Linked DNA regions of Homo sapiens: regions 2, 3 and 4 are each linked to region 1. Evidence: chromatin contacts called from ENCODE Hi-C or POLR2A ChIA-PET data. All regions are on one chromosome and are shown on one strand. The core of a region is the stretch at or near the end of the contact, and the rest is flanking DNA. Distances in the headings are between cores, read along the strand shown. Region 1 holds the start of ELAVL1 (ELAV like RNA binding protein 1). Region 2 holds the start of ZNF414 (zinc finger protein 414). Region 3 holds the start of XAB2 (XPA binding protein 2). Region 4 holds the start of MCOLN1 (mucolipin TRP cation channel 1).

Evidence for each region. Hi-C counts contacts between places; a loop is a spot of excess contacts on that map. ChIA-PET counts read pairs that join two places held with the same protein, here RNA polymerase II (POLR2A). Pooled maps may share reads with other maps.
Region 2: a loop to region 1 is called in a map of B cell, with 13 times the contacts of the local background. The contact joins the promoter of ZNF414 here to the promoter of ELAVL1 in region 1. A Hi-C loop is called at or near these places in 3 of 168 maps with a recorded cell type or tissue (B cell, OCI-LY7 and vagina), 1 of 37 single-sample maps with no recorded cell type and 10 of 50 pooled maps. POLR2A ChIA-PET finds 5 or more read pairs at or near these places in 5 of 52 experiments (H1, HEK293, OCI-LY7 and 2 more).
Region 3: a map of naive thymus-derived CD4-positive, alpha-beta T cell shows a loop between it and region 1 (9-fold over the local background). The contact joins the promoter of XAB2 here to the promoter of ELAVL1 in region 1. A Hi-C loop is called at or near these places in 1 of 168 maps with a recorded cell type or tissue (naive thymus-derived CD4-positive, alpha-beta T cell), 1 of 37 single-sample maps with no recorded cell type and 9 of 50 pooled maps. POLR2A ChIA-PET finds 5 or more read pairs at or near these places in 1 of 52 experiments (H1).
Region 4: a loop to region 1 is called in a pooled map, with 4 times the contacts of the local background. The contact joins the promoter of MCOLN1 here to the promoter of ELAVL1 in region 1. A Hi-C loop is called at or near these places in 6 of 50 pooled maps. POLR2A ChIA-PET finds 5 or more read pairs at or near these places in 3 of 52 experiments (B cell, H1 and RWPE1).

What each region holds. Positions count from the first base shown.
Region 1 is chr19:8,003,949-8,006,918 of GRCh38, reverse strand. It overlaps ELAVL1 (ELAV like RNA binding protein 1), which reads left to right and starts at 1,278. Exons shown (of 6, transcript NM_001419.3): 1 at 1,278-1,424. LOC105372266 (a long non-coding RNA gene) reads right to left here and starts at 1,106. Exons shown (of 4, transcript XR_936302.2): 1 at 961-1,106. RefSeq lists silencers at 903-1,392, 1,623-1,822, 1,853-1,902.
Region 2 is chr19:8,512,892-8,515,591 of GRCh38, reverse strand. It overlaps ZNF414 (zinc finger protein 414), which reads left to right and starts at 1,425. Exons shown (of 8, transcript NM_001146175.2): 1 at 1,425-1,548; 2 at 2,251-2,563. The coding sequence starts at 1,546. RefSeq lists a silencer at 1,415-1,724.
Region 3 is chr19:7,627,935-7,630,794 of GRCh38, reverse strand. XAB2 (XPA binding protein 2) reads left to right here and starts at 1,250. Exons shown (of 19, transcript NM_020196.3): 1 at 1,250-1,318; 2 at 2,497-2,645. The coding sequence starts at 1,268. PET100 (PET100 cytochrome c oxidase chaperone) reads right to left here and starts at 1,002. Exons shown (of 4, transcript NM_001171155.2): 1 at 935-1,002; 2 at 136-222. The coding sequence starts at 961. It also overlaps a transcript of STXBP2 not described here. RefSeq lists enhancers at 909-958, 1,219-1,338.
Region 4 is chr19:7,521,023-7,523,984 of GRCh38, reverse strand. It overlaps MCOLN1 (mucolipin TRP cation channel 1), which reads right to left and starts at 1,361. Exons shown (of 14, transcript NM_020533.3): 1 at 1,204-1,361. The coding sequence starts at 1,234. It overlaps LOC105372261 (a long non-coding RNA gene), which reads left to right. Exons shown (of 3, transcript XR_936294.3): 2 at 823-1,143. ZNF358 (zinc finger protein 358) reads right to left here. Exons shown (of 2, transcript NM_018083.5): 2 at 2,960-2,962. RefSeq lists a silencer at 1,198-1,327.

The DNA of each region.
Region 1 (2,970 bases), core at 29-2,528:
AGGCTGCAGTTAGCTGTGATCATACCACCGCACTCCAAATTGGGTGACAGAGTGAGATCCTGTCTCAAAAAAAAAAAAAAAAAAAGAAAAACAAAATTGTAGGCCAGGCGCAGTGGCTCAAGCCTGTAATCCCAGCACTTTGGGAGGCTGAGGCGGGCAGATCACGAGGTCAAGAGATACAGATCATCATGGCCAACACGGTGAAACCCCGTCTCTACTAAAAATACAAAAATTAGCTGGTTGTGGTGGCGCAGCGCCTGTAGGCCCAACTACTTAGGAGGCTGAGGCAGGAGAATCGCTTGAACCTGGGAAGCGGAGGTTGCAGTGAGCGGAGATCACGCCACTGCACTCCAGCCTGGCGACAGAGCGAGTCTCCGTCTCAAATAAATAAATAAATAAATAAAAATAAAAAGACTATTATTTTCAGATCATAAAAAAAAAAAAGAAAAAATTAGGCAGAGTGCAGGCATGCCTGTAATCCCAGCTCTTTGGGAGGCGGAGGCAGGAGAATCGCTTGAGTCCAGGAGTTCGAGACCAGCCTGGGCAACAGAACCAGAGCCCATCTTTACATAAAAAAAAATTAAACATGTAGCTTGCATGTATTTCTACTAGGGCATTCTAGGCCAGCGCTGGTTTAGAATGTTAGCCCAATAAGACCAGGTATTTTTTTTCTGCTCACTGCCCATACAGTGATTGACACACAGTAGGCGCTCAATGACATTTTAATGAATGAATGAGATGCTGAGCCTTCGGGAACTGGCTTGCTCAAAGAGCCAGCACCGATGAAGCGCTGACCACGTTCCATGCCCCGCCTCCTCAGCGCACCAGAGAAGGAAACTGAGGCCCGGCAAGGTGACGTCAGCTCCTGCCCAACGGCACGTAGTGCGGAAACGTCGGGGCCGGGATTCGAACCCAGGTTCTGTACCCGTAACCCCGGCGCGCTGACCTTTCCTACCTTACCGGGCGGCGGCAGGACAGACAGGTGCGGGACACACGGCGAGCGCTCAACCAGAGGCGCCGCTCCTCAGCCACCGCCTTCCGTCAGCCTCCGAGGGCCGGAACCCAGTTCGCCCCCTCCGCGGCCATCGCTGGCTGCCCGCGTCTCCGCCGGCCGCGGAGCACTTCGCAGGCGGCGCCGACCGGAAGTCCCGCCTCTCCCGCGCGCCCCGGAGCGCCGCGACAGCTACGCCGGCCAATGAGCAGCGCGCCGTGGCGGACGTCGGCCAATGGGCTCGCGCGCGGGGGGGGCGTGTCCGGGCCGCGGGCCGGAGCGGGTCGTGCGCGCTGAGGAGGAGCCGCTGCCGCCGTCGCCGTCGCCGCCACCGCCGCCACCGCTACCGAGGCCGAGCGGAGCCGTTAGCGCCGCGCCGCCGCCGCCTCCCGCCCGCCCCGGAGCAGCCCCGGGCCCGCCCGCCCGCATCCAGGTGAGGCGGTGGGGGGCCTTCGGCGGCGCCCGACGGGGTAGGCCGCGGCAGGCCTGAGCTCGCCTGGCCTGGCCGCGGGGCGCCCGCGGGCCTGCACCGGCCGAGGCCCAGGCCGCGCCGGACCGGGGGAGGGGACGCGCGCTGGGGCCGCGGCGGGCGGGTCGGGGCGGGCCGGTGTGGGCGCCGGCTACAGGCCCCGGGGCCGGATTCCTCTGGCGCCTCGAGGGACGGGCGAGGGGGATACGGCGTGGGCATGCGCCGGGGGGCCGGGCTGCACGGCCGGGGGCCCCGGTCGCCTTGGAAGCCCGGGCTCCGGGGGCGGGAGAGTGGGGCCAGCTACGGGGGAGCGCCGGGAACGCTTTGAGCGCGCAGAGGTCACGGCCCACGGGCTTGCTCCCCCGGGAAATCCCACAGATTCTTTTGTGGTCGTTGTCAGAGCACCGCGGCCGGTGCGAGGTCCTTTGAGAAGTGTGCAAACCCTTCAGTAGATACACGGGAGTCCTGGGGGAAAAAAAAAATCTAAACTGCATCTTTTTTTGAGCGCCATCTCTAACAAAGCTGTTTGTGGGGCGTGGGACGTTAGGATTTGTAAAATATGTGTGTGTGCCTGTTGGAAACACAAGCTGCACACAGTTGAACAATGGGGGATGGATGCCCTTCCTTCCTTTTCCGGTGCTCTGGGCTGCGGGGCTTGTTAAAATGGGTTTTGGTCCCTACTGTGTGCAGGGCAGGTGGAGAAGAACTTCTGCACAACTTCTGCATGGGCTTCCCGTGGTGGGACTGAGCCCCCTTGCTAGAAAGTGTTCATCTAAGATCCGGATGGCCAGAAATGGGAAGATGAGGAGAATGATCTGTCTAGAGCAGGGTTTCTCGACGTTGGCCCTACTGATGTTTGGGGTCAGATAGTTTTTGGTTGTGGTGGTAGTGGGGGCTTCCCTGTGCAATGTAGGAAGTTGAGCCGTATTCCTGGCCTCTACCCACTAGATGCCAGCAGTATCCCCATGCTCCAAGTCGTGAGGATCAAAAGTATCTCCAAACATTGCCAGATGGCTCGGGTTGCGGGGGAGGGGTCTCTTCCACTCTCACACGCACAGGTGAGAACCATTACTGAACTAAATGCTCTTCCTCCAAAAGTTCTAATGCCCTGGGAGATGCTCCCAAGACCTCGAACAAGCTTGACTCTGTTGAGCCTTAGTTTTCTTATCTATAAAATGGGAAGGACAAAAGTGTGGTGCAAATTGAAGAGGGTGGAAATCCCGTTGCGTTGTGCGTGGTCTGTGCCTGGTAGGCACTGAATAAATGATGTTGTACATAGCCACCAGTATTTATTGAGGATTTACTATGTGCTTGACACTTTGTGGACGTTTGTCTGCAGTCCTTGAGGCAGGTGATGTTATAATTTCCATTAATTTCCATTTTAGAGATGAAGAAACTGAGGCTTAGATGGGTCACTTGATGTGACCAGTCTCATGCACTAAAGTGGCTGCGCCAGGGTTTGAACTCGGGCCCTCTGATTCAAAACCCTTACTCTTAACCACTCGATTGT
Region 2 (2,700 bases), core at 176-2,675, 510 kb before region 1:
GCCAGGAATCAGATGATGCGCCTCCCCCTGCTAAAAATTCATCAGTGGTTACAACATAAACCACACTCCTCTCTCTGCACCACTCCCATGGCCCTGCGTGACCTGCCGCGCACCATATTCGCTTTCTGACCTCCACACCCCGCCTCCACTCTGCTCCAGTGGTGCCCTGGCCACCTCGCTGCTCTTTGACCAAAATAAGCCCGTCCTGCCCCACTCCAGGACATCACCACCAGCTATCCGGTAGAGCCCCCTGCTCCTCGGGCTTTCCACCAGCTCACTCCTTGATCATCTGGAGACAGCTCCGAAGTCACCTCCTCAGAGTGGCTTCCCTGACCCATCACTTCGACATTTCATTGTTTCCTTCATTGCTCTGAATAGGACAAAAGATTGTTTTTGCACTTGTTGATTTACTATTTCCCCATTTTTATTTAACTTTTAGAGATGGGGGTCTCGCTTTTTCGACCAGGCAGGAGTGCAGTGGTGCCATCACGCTCACTGCAGCCTCGACGTCCCTGGCTCGAGCGATGCTGTTTCCCCATTTTAAAATGTGAGTGCAAGGGGAGGCGAGGTGGCTCACGCCTGCAATCCTAACATTTGGGAGGCCAAGGCGGGAGGATCGCTTGAGCCCAGGAGTTTGAGACCGGCCTGGGCAACACACAGAGAGACCCTGTCTCTAAAAAGAATTTAAAAATTAGCTGGGCATGGTGGCACACGCCAGTAATCCCAGCTACTCGGGAGGCTGAGATGGGAGGATCGCCTGAACCCAGGAGGTCAAGGCTGTAGCGAGCTATGATCGCATCACTGCACTCCAGCCTGGGCGACAGAGCAAGACCCTGTCTCAACACTATAAAAAATAAAGAACTGGCCGGGCGCGGTGGCTCACGCCTGTAATCCCAGTACTTTGGGAGGCCGAGGCGGGTGGATCACCTGAGGTCAGGAGGTGACGACCAGCCTGGACAACATGGTAAAACCCAGTCTCTACTAAAAATACAAAAAATTAGCCAGACGTGGTGGTGGGCGCCCGTAATCCCAGCCACTTGGGAGGCTGAGGCAGAAGAATCGCTTGAACCCAGGAGGCGGAGGTTGCAGTGAGCCGAGATCGCGCCATTAAACTCCAGCCTGAGCAACAAGAGCGAAACTCTGTCTCAAAAAAAAATAAAAAATATAAAGAAAGAACTGCTGTTTATCGCCTGTCCAGGGCTGATCTTGGGACAAGACTAGAGGGATGAAGGTGCCCACTTTGAAGACTAGGACAGCGAGGTCATCCCGGATCTCCGTGCACGGAGTCTGCTGAAGTGCGCGCTGACTGCCCGGGGATAGATAGCAAGATTGCACCAGCGTCCGACCTGAGCTCCAGGGTGACTCTGCCCTCAGGCCCCGCCCCCTCTCCGAGCGCCCTGCGCAGGCCCCGCCCCCAGTCTCGCGAGAGCTGAGAGGTGGAAAATGGCGCTGACGTGAGCGCGAACTCGCACTGCCCAGAGGGTGGCCGCCGCCTAAGCTGCAGCCGCCGGAGCCGCAGAAACAAGAGGCCGAGCCGTGTCGAAGATGGTGAGCGCGGCACCGGGGTCGCGGGCGCGGCGGAGCTGCGGGGACTGGCGGGGAGCGGCCCTGTCGCGCCTACAGCCTCCGGCCGACCCCGCCCCCACATCCGGGCACCCGTCCGCCGCTGGCTGTCACTCGGAGAGCGCCCTACTTCCGGGCCCGGCCCGGAATGGACCACGCCCGTCAGGCTAGGACTCCGCCCCTAAACTTCTTACATCCGGGCCCCCAGCACCTCCAAGATTGTCCACACTGCTCGAGGCCGGCCGGTCTCGGTCCTCAGACAATCCATGTCTAGCTCCTCTAGCATCTTCCCAGTCCATGCCTGCCCATAGCCCCGCCTCCGTAGCCTTGGCCCCGCCCACTCCCTCTAGGCCACGCTTGTGTGCATACTGGGGCTCCCACCTATCCTAGTTGAGGAGAGCAGATGTTTCTCCCGTATGCATAAGGAGCTCAATCCGGGCCAGTGCAGTGGCTGACGACTCTAATCCCAGCACTTTGGGAGGCTGAGGCAGGAGGATCACTTGAGACCAGGGGTTCAAGACCAGTGAGGGCAACATGGCGAGACCCCATCTTTATAAAAAGAAAAAAAGAGCTTAGTCCACCCTTACGTATTCCCCTATCCTCTCCTGCTGGTGATTCCTTAGGATGGGGGCCGACTGGGTTGACCCAGAGCCCAGAAGGGTTCTCTCCGCCTCTTCCTTCCACCAGGAGGAGAAACCCTCAGGGCCCATCCCAGACATGCTGGCCACTGCAGAGCCCAGCTCCAGTGAGACCGACAAGGAGGTGTTGTCCCCGGCTGTGCCAGCTGCAGCCCCTTCCTCCTCCATGTCGGAGGAGCCAGGCCCTGAGCAGGCAGCCACACCGCCAGTGTGGGAACGTGGAGGGGCTGGAGGGATGCAGCAGGGCTCCTCCCCAGCCCCAGACAGCTGCCAGCCTGGCCCCGGACCCAGCCCTGGCCTGACCAGCATAGTCTCCGGGACCAGCGAGGACCTGCGGCCTCCCAGACGACGCCCACCTCCAGGTGATCTGTGATGGGGTCTTCTGGGGAATCACAGTCCCTGAAACAATAGAAGCGAGACGTAGAGAATCTCTAACCTCAGGGCCTTTCTAGAGGGATGCCACTCATCATTTTACGGAGCAGCCGGTGGATGCCAGGCT
Region 3 (2,860 bases), core at 1-2,500, 380 kb after region 1:
GAGCCAAAGGCCTCCAGAGCCCCACATCAGGGCAGGGTCGGCTTATGGGAGGCAGACATTAGTCCCCAGCAGACTGCTGCCCCACACCCTCTCCCACCCCTGGAATGAACCCTCAAACACTCCTCTTATGCCCACCTTGCGCTGTATGACATCGTCCTCAAACCACTCGGCCTGATTGGAAACCCAGAACATAGCCACAGGGAAAGTGAGGTAGATTATCATCTGGAATGGCAGAGGGTGGGTGAGGTGAGCTCCCCCCAAGCAATGTGCAGAGGCTCCTCAGAGCCTGGGGGACCCATCCTACTGCAGAGTCCAGAAGCGCCTCGTTACGGCCGACCCAAGAATCCCAGAACTCCCACCAAGGGTACAGAAACCTCGCACCCTAAAACCTAACTCCTATAATCCAGGAGGCCTCATTCCTGAAAGTTCCCTCTGAGCTGGAGTCTTCCTCTCAAACACAGACAGACACACAGACGCCCCAGCTACAATCAAAAGCATCTCCTCGAGACCTCATTACCCATCCCCACTTAAGATCCCGGGAGCACCCCCAAACCCAGGAGGCGTCACTCTTCAACTCCACTTCTCGAAGTCTAGGAATCTCCCTGTCATAGACACCCACCCACCACGAGCCCGAGAGCTCCCCCAGGATCTTAAGTCTTCCTTCTTTAGAGCCCCCTTCTCAGCTCACCCCTCTCTGAGGTCCTTCCTCGGACCAGCCCTCTCACAGCCCCCAAACCCAGAAGCCCAAATCCGAGAACCCCCCCAGCCCAGCGTCCCCTCTCCTGGATTTCCAACCAGAAAGGTTCCTCTCAAATCTTAAGAGCTTTCTCCTTGGAGCTCCCTCTTCCTTTGAAGTCCCCCCATTTCCAACCTCATCTTCAGATCCAGGAAGATCCCCTGCCCAGCCTCCCAACCCACTCCTGTGTCCACTGACCCGAAATATCTCCAGCTTCACCCCCATCTCGTTTCTCCCGGTCAACAAAGCCAGTTCCGCCCAAAGCCGACCCTCCAGCAAGACAGAAGCTCACTGGTGTTTTGCACGCTCCATTGCTGAAGCTGATTGGCCAATGTGTATCCTGATGGCGCATCTTCTGGCGCCTCTATTCTGCTTCCGGTCGCTGGCGTCGTCGAAAAGAAGTCAATAACGTGGGCCTGTCCGTCAAAAATGATTTAACCAATAGAAAACGGGTCTGGCTCGGAGGGGCGGGCCGTCAGTGGTAGACGTCATAAGCGCGCGACTCTCTCCTGTACCTGGGCATCCAGAAAAATGGTGGTGATGGCGCGACTCTCGCGGCCCGAGCGGCCGGACCTTGTCTTCGTGAGTCCACAGAGGAGCCGGGGGTGGCCTGCGTTGGGGCATTGGGACCTGGACGCCGCAGGGGATCGAGGCTGGGTCGGCAAGGAGATTTAGGCCGAAACTGCCAGGCCAAGGTCTGGGAACCCTAATGGGCCAGAGACCGGATCGTCATGTCCGCACCGAACTGTCCAGGAGTAAAAATATGGTGTTGTATCTTCGGGTCTGAGTAGAAAACCACTGTCGAAGGGAAGCGTCTAGCCTCCCGAACCAGGGGCGGAAATGGGGGCGTGCAGGGAATGGGAGAGGAGGAAGATCGCATAACTGAACCTTGAGAGGTGAAGATCGGTGTCTGAAGTAAAGGCTTGCTTACGAGGCCAGGGTTCTGGTTTCTGGGATGAAGGCTTGGTTTTCTGGATAGCGGTCTCTAGGCCTGGACTGCAGCATGACAGTTTCTGGGGTGGTGGCCAGGCTAGAAGAACCCTGGTGATGTGGAGCTTGTCAGGCGATGGCCAGTGAAATACTTACTCTCTGGAGTAGAGGCGTGACATCTTCACCAGATTCTTGGTGTGCAGAGTTAAAGGCTTGGCTTCTGGTGTATAACTCCTCCTGTGAGATAAAGGCCTAGCTTTTAATTTCTGGGGCAGAGTTGAGCTAGACGCTGGCTAGTGGGATCCTGGGGGCGGGGCTAGTGGCTTGGAATCTGGACCTGAGAGCCCTGGTGGCTGGGGTAAAGATCTGGTCATCTGGGCCTGGGGTGGAGATGGGTCAGATGGTGACAGTGGGAGTCTGAGGGGCCAAAGGCCTGGTGTCTGGGAAGAGGCACGTTTTGAAGAAGTGGGGTCTGGTGTCCAGGACTGGCATCTGGGCCAGGGCCTTGGTATCTAAGGAGTCTGACCATCTGGGGCAGAAAGCGAGTGGTGATGCGGACTCATTCCTGGCCCAGAGCCCTAATGACTGAGAAGTCTGATGATTTGGGTTCGATTTTGGGTAGTTGAATTCTGAGGGGTAAAGGTCTGGGCCACTGTCTTGGTGTCGGGCATCTGGTTTGGTGCCTGGGCATCTGGTGACCTGACTTCCTTGGTGGGTGGTGGGATCTAGGTAAAAGTCCGGAGTTTGGACCTGAGCCCCAGCAGTGGGATGGTGCTGCACACAGGCTCTGAGGGTAGGCCTCTCTTCTTCCCATTCCCTGGCCCTGGCAGGAGGAAGAGGACCTCCCCTATGAGGAGGAAATCATGCGGAACCAATTCTCTGTCAAATGCTGGCTTCGCTACATCGAGTTCAAACAGGGCGCCCCGAAGCCCAGGCTCAATCAGCTATACGAGCGGGCACTCAAGCTGCTGCCCTGCAGGTGGGAATGGCTCCAGCTGCCCTGCCCACCAGCCCCCACCCCACCTGGTCCAGTTATAACAAAACTGCCAAGTGGGTCCCGGGTCCCGGGTGATTGCTTCGTGTTTCATCACTGACCTGTACATCCCTTGATGGGTCAGCACACCTTCTCTGATGTCCCAGTCTGTCCCTGTCATTGCTGAGACATGTCACCCCTCCCACACCCCTTCTTCCCAC
Region 4 (2,962 bases), core at 112-2,611, 480 kb after region 1:
ACCCCATCTACCCGGGAGGCTGAGTTGGGAGGATCACTTGAGCCCAGGAGTTCGATGTTACAATGAGCTAGGATTATGCCACTGCACTACAGCCTGGGCAACAAAAAAAAGTTTATTAAAAAAAAAAAAAGTCCACCCTCTCCCTGAGCCTTGAGGTTGAGATCCTGAAGCTGCTCTGAGAATTCAGTGAGACACAGCAGATAAAGACCTCTTCAGCAAACACAAGCTGTTCTAATCACTGTTTATTTTTTTCCAGCCTAATGGTTAGATCTAAGCTTTCAGCAACTGCTGGAGTCAAAACCAGTCACAGTAGCCCAAAACTGTCCCTGTCACACCCCCATGGGGATGTGCTTTCTAGGGCCTGGCCCCGTGCTGCTTTCTAGGGCCTGGCCTCCTGCCTAGCAAAGCAGTCAGGATAAATGTGTGCACTGTCAGAACCTCCCTTGCAGAGAGGGACAAGTTCCCGGCCCCTCCCTTTGCAATGAGATGCTGCTGTGGCTGTTTACGACAAAGCCAGAGGGCAGGGCCCGCTTACAGAGCTGAGATTACAGCTAACCCACCCCAGACCCTACTAGCTGGGACACCGGGACATCTATCAGGTAGGGGTCCCCAGCTAGCTCCAGAAGGGGAAGCTAACACAAGGGGTCTTCCTCCAGCCTCCCCGAGGAGGGGTGGCATCAGAATTGGCTAGAAGCCCGAATTTAAGAAGGCTGCGCTTCCAGCGGTTTGGAAAGCTAAAACTGAGTTAATCGCCTGGGGGCAATCCCTCCAGCTCTCCAGGCTTGAGCTTAGGGAAGCTGAGCATTTGTCCCCTGGAATCAGGAGGGGAAGCCTGGGAGTCTCACGTGCGGGTTGGAGAAGCTGGTGCCCGCTGTCTGAGTTCCAGACGAAGTTGAGCAATCGGAACCTAGGCTCCCAGTGGGAATCCCAGGAACCTCGCCGCCCCAGAGGGAGAAGCTGGCGGCCCGGCGCGATCCCTGCCTGAGTTTGGGAACCCAGCAGAGCCTGGGTTCAGGAGGAAGAATTGGAGAGGCTGGTGCCCACCCGCCGCCCAAGTTCTAGGAGCCGTCTGCCCTTTTCTCCACCGTGAAAAGTCAGCGCTGGAGCTTAGAAAAAAAGAGACTAGGAGCTCCGCCGCCCCAGGTGGGAGACACAGCCCGCCCGCCTGAGTTCGGGGCCCCACGGTGCCGCCCGCGCCCTCACCTGAGCCGCGCGGACCCGCCGGGGCTGTCATGCTGGGGCGGGAGCGCGGGACGCAGGCGGGTACGGCGGGGCAGCCTGGGTCCGATCGCCCGCCGCTGTCACTGCGACCTCGCTCCCTCGCGGCGCGGCTTCAAACCCTCCGGCATCAGCTGATCTGTGCCTCGGTCACGTGACCCGGTAGCCCAGAGCCCCTCACGTGACCGCCTCTGGTCCCGCCCCCTGCGCCACGACAACCCCTGCCGGAACAGCGCGCATGCGTGCCTCTGCCGGCGCCCTCTGGGTCGAAGGCAGTCGCTAGGTCCTAGCGCCGACGCGCTCTGGGTGGCGGGGGATGGGCTGACTCTGAGTTTGGCAACGACGAGCTCTGCCCTGGCTCCCGGCCATGCCCCGAATCCGGTGCCAGGCTTGTGACTTCCATGTCCAGAGCTTGACCCCTTATCCTCCTTGGTGCCTGGTGATGACCCTGCCTACTATCTCAACGCTGTCTTCCTCTTTCTCCCAGAAACTCCTTTTACCCTTCTCCTGCGCATCTTCAGCAAACACGATTTCCTAATTATGTATCAAATAGAACCACTTATCCCCACCCCATGGCCCCCAGCCCAGAGTCTTCCAACATTCCTGGCCTGGATCTTTGCAGCAACCTCCTCCCCGATCTCAGCCTCCCTCCACTCCACTCTCTACCCAGCAGCCACAAGCATCTTCAAAGAATAATTCCTATCCTTCCTGCGAGAACCTGCCCTCGGCTTCCCATTGCTCTGTAATGACAGGCAGAGTCCCCACTCTCGTCTATCAGGGCCCTCTGATCTGGCTCCTACCTCCATCCAAAGCTCATCTTTCTATAGCCCCAGAGCCTTTGCATACTTTTGCCCTGGAGCGTAATGGTTAAGAATTTGGACCCTGGAGGGCAATTGGGATTTAAATCTAGGCACTGACAATGCCACTTCTACATCTTCCAGAGTCCCTTCAACTCCAAGCTGAGCGCAGTGGGCGGTGGCATGCACCGGCAATCCCAGCTACTCGGGAGGCTAAGGTGGGAGGATCGCTTGAGCCCAGGAGGTCGAGGCTGCAGTGAGCTATGATCACACCACTGCACTCCAGCCTGGGCAACAGAGCAAGACTGTCTAAAAAAAAAAAAAAAAATGTGCCTCAATTTTCTCATTTGCAAAATGGGGATATTCAAAGTCATCTACCTACTGGGGCTGTTGAGAGGATTAAATGAGAGAATGCAAAAACTATCGCATAAGGCTGGGCAAACAGTACTGATTATTAAATTAGTGATTATTGGGATTACAAAATCCTTCATTGAGAAAGCTGCCTGCCATTTATATCAGAAGTCTTGTTATGCTTCTCCTAGAATGTACTATACCCCGTAATTATTTTTTAAGTATTCTGAATTTAGTATCTATGAGCTCCATGCAGGTCGAGGCCATATTTATCTTGTTCCCTGCTGAGACCCCAGCAATCCAGAGATGTTTGTTGATTGCATAAATGAGCAACTTTTTTTGTCCACTTGTATACCTACTGTATGGGCTTTGAAGAGCAAGGGGTAAGTGAGAGGAACAGAGAGTGGTGACTAGTGGGATGGACCAGGATGAGACACTGTGGGTTAAGCTGGAAAGTCTAGCTGGTGGGCCCAAGAAGGAAGCCAGGACACTGGAGCTCCAGATTGTGGCTGGCCCTGGCCACAATGTCCCATCTCCGGAGCAAGGGGCTGTGCTCAGAAAGAAAGCACAAAAGGCAAGCCACGACACAGAGCCCG